Regions from separate parts of the Homo sapiens genome. Here region 2 is linked to region 1. Evidence: chromatin contacts called from ENCODE Hi-C or POLR2A ChIA-PET data. All regions are on one chromosome and are shown on one strand. Each heading gives the region's core, a stretch centred on a gene start or an enhancer-like site at or near the end of the contact. The rest is flanking DNA. Distances are from core to core; before and after follow the strand shown. Region 1 has its middle 42 kb from the start of SETBP1-DT. Region 2 has its middle 71 kb from the start of LINC01601.

Region 1 (3,234 bases), core at 200-2,699:
ACACTGTTTCTATTCTTAAAAATTCCTGAGAAGTTTGTATCTCTTTGTTGTCAGCAGTGAACCAAGTGATTCTCTAGGACTCACCAAGAAGTTACTGTGAGCCACTCTTCTGTTCATGAATCTGGCTGCAGTGACCTCCAAAGAATAGTGACTTCTCTTCCTTTTTCCTATTTCCAGATGACAGGCAAATGCCTCTCACTGACAGACTCAAACCTGACACCATATAGAGAAGAAGATTCTGAAAAAAGGAGTCTCTCACTTCCCCTTTACAATGCAGAAGACACCAAAGATGAAAGTAGTAATATCAAATTTGCTAAGGACACTCCAACAAAATGATCTAGCACTTTTATGTGAAAGACCCTTAAACCATGAATTAGAAAATGGATACTGTATCCTATAGTTTCCACTGACTTTGTTTCATCTGCCTAAACCTTACCCAGGCACTCCCATTGAAAGTGGGAATTTTTCTTGGCCACTCACCCTGAGAAACACTGAAAAAGAGAGACACTGTGGGGGGGCAAAAAAAAATTTATTCAGTCATCCCAGGTGTGGTGATGATGATAGTATTTCAATGAATCTTCATTGTTCAGTTCAAAATGGAAAGGCATCCAGAGGCTTAAAACAGGAGCTAATATTTGGAACACGGTTAAGTCACATGAGCACCTACATTCAATTCAACTAGACTCAAGAGCATTTTCTGTTTATAAAAAGTTCACCTGGCATGGGATAGAAGTAAAAAGATTAGATTTTCAGCCAACGTATTGCCAAGAATTACAATGAAATCAATTTTCTTTTTTCATAATTTCATACCTCCTAATCCATCTGACGTTAAGATGTCCGTTAATTCTTCTTCCTGAGAGAATATTTATCAGAGCATGTAAATAAACCAGAGAAGATTTTCACTTTAGAAATAGCAGAAGGTAAGAGGACTAAGGGGGAGACTGTTCACTTTCTAGAAAATATTTTGCTCGGTGTATACATATAACCTATTCAAGATAACATAAAATAAATATGAGCAGCAGAAGACACTTAGATTTGGGCTTACCAAAAGTTTTCCTTGTCTGCAACAACTCCAATCAGTCAGTAGTGGCTGAGAGAGCTGTGTTGAGGGGCCCAATGCTAAGACCTAGCTCAGGTTGGGGTGGGGAGGTGAGGGGAAGAATGCTGTGATCACCATAAGCAAAAGAGCAAAGGTGATGGCACTGTGCACTTGACATCTTTTCATTCATGTCATGTAAACCTTGGCAACCAATAAGTCTAGCATATCTTACTAAATTCAGCCATACATTATTTCCTAAATTATTATTTTTGTGTCACTTTCAAAAACCACCAAACAGGAAAGCAGGCCAAGTATTATTCTTCACGTTTTACAAAGGTGAACTCAGAAACTTAGAAATCTCAGATGGCTTGTTGAAATGATCTCACCCAGTAAGCTGGAAGTGGCAGAAGCCACACCAGAACACACCTCTCTGAGTCACACATCCGAGGGTTTTTCTCACAGTTCATGTAGTTTGAGAATAATTGGCATACCTCTTACGAGAAGCAGAGGGGAGGAATGACAGTGACTTTGAAAGTATTATAACCAGCTTCTCTACAAGCTAAGATCTGATTTAAAAAAAAAATTCTGTTTAGCATTAAGGAGAAAACGCTAGGGTAACATTTAACCATTCCTATGTCTGCCCTTTAAGGCCAACACATTGTTTCACGGGGACACATGTAACTGATGGCTGAATGTTTAACTTTGTGACTAAGAGCCTCAGCTAGCTGAGGAGAAGGGATTAATAGAGTGAAAGAGAAATAACAATGCTGACCTAATTCACAGGGATATAATTACCCAATTCACCATTGTAAAGTACTTTGAAAACAAGTGTGTTATAAATGCTAACTAACATTATTACCAAAACTAATTCTGTGTTACTATCTCATATCAAGGTTCCCAGAGTATTCCTTGGACATGCCCTGCCCTGCCTGCCCACTCCTGCGAGGTAGCATGTAAAAACTCTGACCAGCCGTGACACCTATTTTTCCCACACCTACTCCTCCTGTTCTTCTTGATTCACTTTTTCATCTTTCTTTATGGCTTCACTTCACTTCATACACAATCATGAAAGAATCTTTGCTTCAGTGATTGGCATTCCACAAAATGCCATTAAGCCAGAACCAGTTTTCCTCTTGCTTTACGGTCAGCTTTCCCTAGTGGTCATCCTATGTGAGCACAGTAGCCACTTCATATGCCAATAGGTGTTCAAAAAATGCCAATAAATGCATTGCGCCTCATAATTGTCCAGCCCTTTTATTTCTACAAGGCACTCTTCAAGCCCTTCTCTCATAAAAACTGTACAAGAAAGACCAGACAGGGATGGTCACTATGGACAGTTGAGTCAACTGATGCAATAAGAAGTTAAGTGGGCCAGGTGTGGTGACTCGCACCTGAATCTCAGCACTTTGGGAGGCCAAGCAGGGGGGTGGGGGGGGGTGGATCACAAGGTCAGGTGTTTGAGACCAGACTGGCCAACATAGTGAAACCCCATCTCTACTAAAAATACAAAAATTAACCAGGTGTGGTGGCACACACCTGTAGTCCCAGCTACTCGGGAGGCTGAGGCAGGAGAATCTCTTGACCCAGGTGGTAGAGGTTGCAGTGAGCCGAGATTGTGCCATTGCACTCCAGCCTGGACAACAGAATGAGATTCTCAAAAACAAACAAACAAACAAACAAGTTAAGTGACTCAGTTCCCATTAAAATGAGCAAGGAGATTGAAATATTCAACTTCACAAGTACAGCAGGTTAGCACAGTGTCTGATATGTCATAGGCTCTGAATAATACCTGCTGCATGAGTAAGTGAATGAGTGAACAAAATAATGAAGTAATGAAAGCATGTGTTGAAATTCAGTGCTGTGTGTTTTCCACTTAGCCACACTGATACCATTTTCTGTGTCAGAAAAAAATTCTAACCTGGTAAAATACTGCCCAGAGAAACAGTGCCAGGGTGAGGTGAGTCCTGCATCCACTTTTCCAGTAATCTTCTAAGACGGGTAGAGAAGATGCCAACAGAAAGCCCTGTTCCCGTGGAGTCCTTCATGGAAGAAGAATGGGATTAGACACTGACTGTTACTATCAAAGAGCATTTCTTGAGGGCCAATTATCATAACAGCTTACATTTGCAACTGCTTTGCCATTTGAAAAGCACTTTCCCATTCATTAGTCCATTTGATCCTTCTAATAATGCTGT
Region 2 (3,234 bases), core at 272-2,771, 35 kb before region 1:
TAAACGTCCAAAAATATTTACAGAAATGGAGTACCAAAAAGGATCTAAAAGATAAACAAGTCCAACTTCCTACATAGCACAGGAAACCCTTCCGACAAACGGGCACACCTAACAACTAACAAGTCATCTAAACATTCTTTATTTTCCAGAAACAAAACATTTTTCCATTATCCATTCATCTTAGAGGCAGTTTACTTATTGTAAAAAGAGGATAATAATTAGCACATATTTCTTGGTTTATTTTAAGGATGAAAATACATGATGTGTATGAACTACTTAGCAATGGCAATTACCAGCACATAGTGGGTATTCAATAAGTGTTAGCTCTTACAATTTTTATTAGTCTCTTCTTGTGTTTTCTGTGTTTTGTTTTGTTTTGTTTTGTTTTACAGAGCCTCTCCAACCTTTCACATCTTTTTGCTTCAGACTCCATCAGTGTTTCAGGTGAATAGAGTGAAATCTGTTTATGATTCTCTAAATTATCCTTGGTGGAGTAGAAATTGTTGGTCTTAATTTTTCTGTGTATCATAGAGACTTAGAGATGTGATGAATTGACAGCAGCTGAGTCAAAGACAAAGCCTTCTGGGAAAGAAAGATTTTTTTCTTCAGGACTTGAAAGGAGCCTATTTGGCAACTTGCCATCTCAACAGCATGACTGTGTGGCATCCAGCATCCTACAAATATAGATGGAATTCCCATAAAACAAAGTTTTACAGTAACAACTAGCTCATTGCTTAGGAAGCTCTGATTCAAAGAATACTACATTAAGTGTCTTGTTTATGTTAACAAACTTCTTAAGTGAGAAACACCCAGATTGTAGGCAAGACCACTCACTGAAATGTAGAAAGAAATTACTGGAATTTCAACTTATATAGTAATGTAATCTTTTCCATTTGAATTTTTATCTTTATATAGAGTTTTTGTTGTTTGTTTGTTTGTTTGTTTGTTGTTTGAGTTTGGGTCTCACTATGTTGCCCAGATTGGTTTCAAACTCTTGAGCTCAAGTGATTCTTCTGCCTCAGCTTCCCAAAGTGCTAGGATTACAGGTGTGTACCACCACACCCAGCTTTTATATAGGTTTCTAATACATATATCATTAAAGTTGCACATGAATATGGTTTATGAATAAATGTGCATATATTTGAGATCTATGATCACAATTTTTACAGCTACGGTATGTGATCAAGGTTTTCAAATCATTGGTTTATATTAATCCTAAGACTAGAAAGTGTTTAAAGCAGTAGCTAAGTAACAATCTTCACCATTATACATGAGAAAAATAGAAAATATATACCCACTTATAAATTAATATTGTTATTTTCCTCATTTCCTGATTTGATTTTCCTAAAATTAATTTGATTTTGCTAAAATTAATTCAGTTTCCTAGGTCTCTACTCTGTCTTTATAAAAGCAAATTCATATTTACTATGATCAGTGTAAAAAGAGTGGGTGGAATATGCTACCAGCATTCAAAAGAAACATTCCTAAGGGCTAATGGAAAACCACAAATCTGACTGGAGGTCTTGACATCCTTTATAGCAGTAGACCAAATGTTAGCTACATCCGCCAACACTTTCAAAAGTTTTTATGGAACAAACAGAGACAAATACCAAATGCCAAGTAACCAAGTTACAACACCTCACTTCCTTTAGGCAGCACTCTCAGAAGCATGGTTCAATTCTCATTTTCAAGTTTGAGTTAACTCTAGACCCACGCCCTGGCCTCCAAAACTGTAGAAAAAAATATTGCAAAAGATGTCTTCTTCATGTTCCTCAAGGTAGTTAATCTCACCCAGAGAGTGGCAAGTACTTGGAATCTTCCCGATATTTTTTTCTCCTCCAGAGTTTTAGTGATGAAAGGTGTTGGGAGAATATAGAATGCTAAGCCCTACAAATCTTGCTGGAGAGATCTCCTAGAGAAATCAGAATCTTTCAAGATTGTTTTAGAGAAATATGCTACCACTTTGATTCCTTTCTAACAACTCCCCTGTGACCCAGCTGGCCTGACAAACTAAATCATGATACTCTGCAAAACATACCCTTTCACACATGAATGCCCAAGGCAATGTTTCCTAACCGTTCATGAGTCATAAAACCTATGGCAGAAATCATTCTACATGTTCACCAAAACATTTCATTTTTCCCTCTGGGCACCAGGAAAACTATTTTTTTTTTAACTTTTTCTAATCTATATGAGGCTATGTGATGGGTTCTGCCCAGTAAAAGGTGGGCAAAATTGATATCAGCCACTTCCAGGCCATGCCCTTAAAGTGTCCTACAGAATCATCCCCACTCTATGTCTGTTATCATTAGCTGTCTGGATGCAAAGTATCAAAAAAATGACTTTATTTATTTATTTGTGTATCGAGACAAAGTATCACTTTGTCACCCAGGCTGGAATGCTGTAGCGTGATCATGGCTCACTGCAACCTTGACCTCCCGGGCTCAAGCTATCCTCCCACCTCAGCCTCCCAATAGCTGATACCACAGGTGCATGCCACCACTCCAGGCTAATTTTTGTATTTTTTGTGGAGAGGAGGTTTCACCACATTACCTAAGCTGGTCTTGAGCTCCTGGGCTCGAGTGATCTGCCTGTCATGGCCTCCCAAAGTGCTGGATTACAGGCATGAGCCACCATGCCCAGCCCAAATGAAGAACTTGGAGTCCATGGTGAAAGGCAGAACCTTCTCAACTCAACTGAGCTGATCATGAGTGAAAAGCACATCTTTAAGCCACAGAAATTTTGGGAGTTGTTTGTTGTAGCAGCTAGAAAGGTTAATACAAACTTCTTTGAACAAATGATGAAAGATATGTTTGCTCATAACAGAACAATGCAAATTTGTCCATACATACAAAAGCTGGTGTGCAGATTCCAGATGCCCATCTGTGAACCTCATGACATTTTTTTATGAGGAGAAATCCTATAGCCAGTGTCAACACAAAGGTCCCATCTATCTCCAGCAGTGCGTTGAAATTCTTCCACTACCACATCCTTTATTTTGAATATTTTTTATTTTAGGGGTATAATCACAGTATAGTGATTGATTTGGTAGTTTCCCTCTTATTAGACCCTAAATAATTTGAAACCCATGTTACCTTTTGGTCCACAGTTTTCAGAAGAAACATGGACAGGTGAGTGAAGCATAGTAGGCAGTGGTCCTAGGTGCCCGTGGAGTCCAGTAATGTAGAAATTCTTTCCTTCCCCTGGAAGAAACTGACTGAGCTGTTAGTATTG

The links. Hi-C counts contacts between places; a loop is a spot of excess contacts on that map. ChIA-PET counts read pairs that join two places held with the same protein, here RNA polymerase II (POLR2A). Pooled maps may share reads with other maps.
Region 2: a loop to region 1 is called in a map of PC-3, with 4 times the contacts of the local background. The contact joins two enhancer-like sites. A Hi-C loop is called at or near these places in 1 of 168 maps with a recorded cell type or tissue (PC-3) and 3 of 50 pooled maps. POLR2A ChIA-PET finds 5 or more read pairs at or near these places in 3 of 52 experiments (A673, PC-9 and activated CD4-positive, alpha-beta T cell).

Annotation. Positions count from the first base shown.
Region 1 is chr18:44,636,207-44,639,440 of GRCh38, forward strand. No RefSeq gene overlaps it. Among named protein-coding and RNA genes, the nearest start is that of SETBP1-DT, 42 kb to the right of the region's middle. Within about 2 kb of position 1,450, at least 3 of the 41 ENCODE cell types and tissues checked have a DNase peak (open chromatin) inside an H3K27ac peak, as active enhancers do; they include PC-3 and PC-9, where a contact is called at or near this core.
Region 2 is chr18:44,600,995-44,604,228 of GRCh38, forward strand. No RefSeq gene overlaps it. Among named protein-coding and RNA genes, the nearest start is that of LINC01601, 71 kb to the left of the region's middle. Within about 2 kb of position 1,522, at least 3 of the 41 ENCODE cell types and tissues checked have a DNase peak (open chromatin) inside an H3K27ac peak, as active enhancers do; they include PC-3 and PC-9, where a contact is called at or near this core.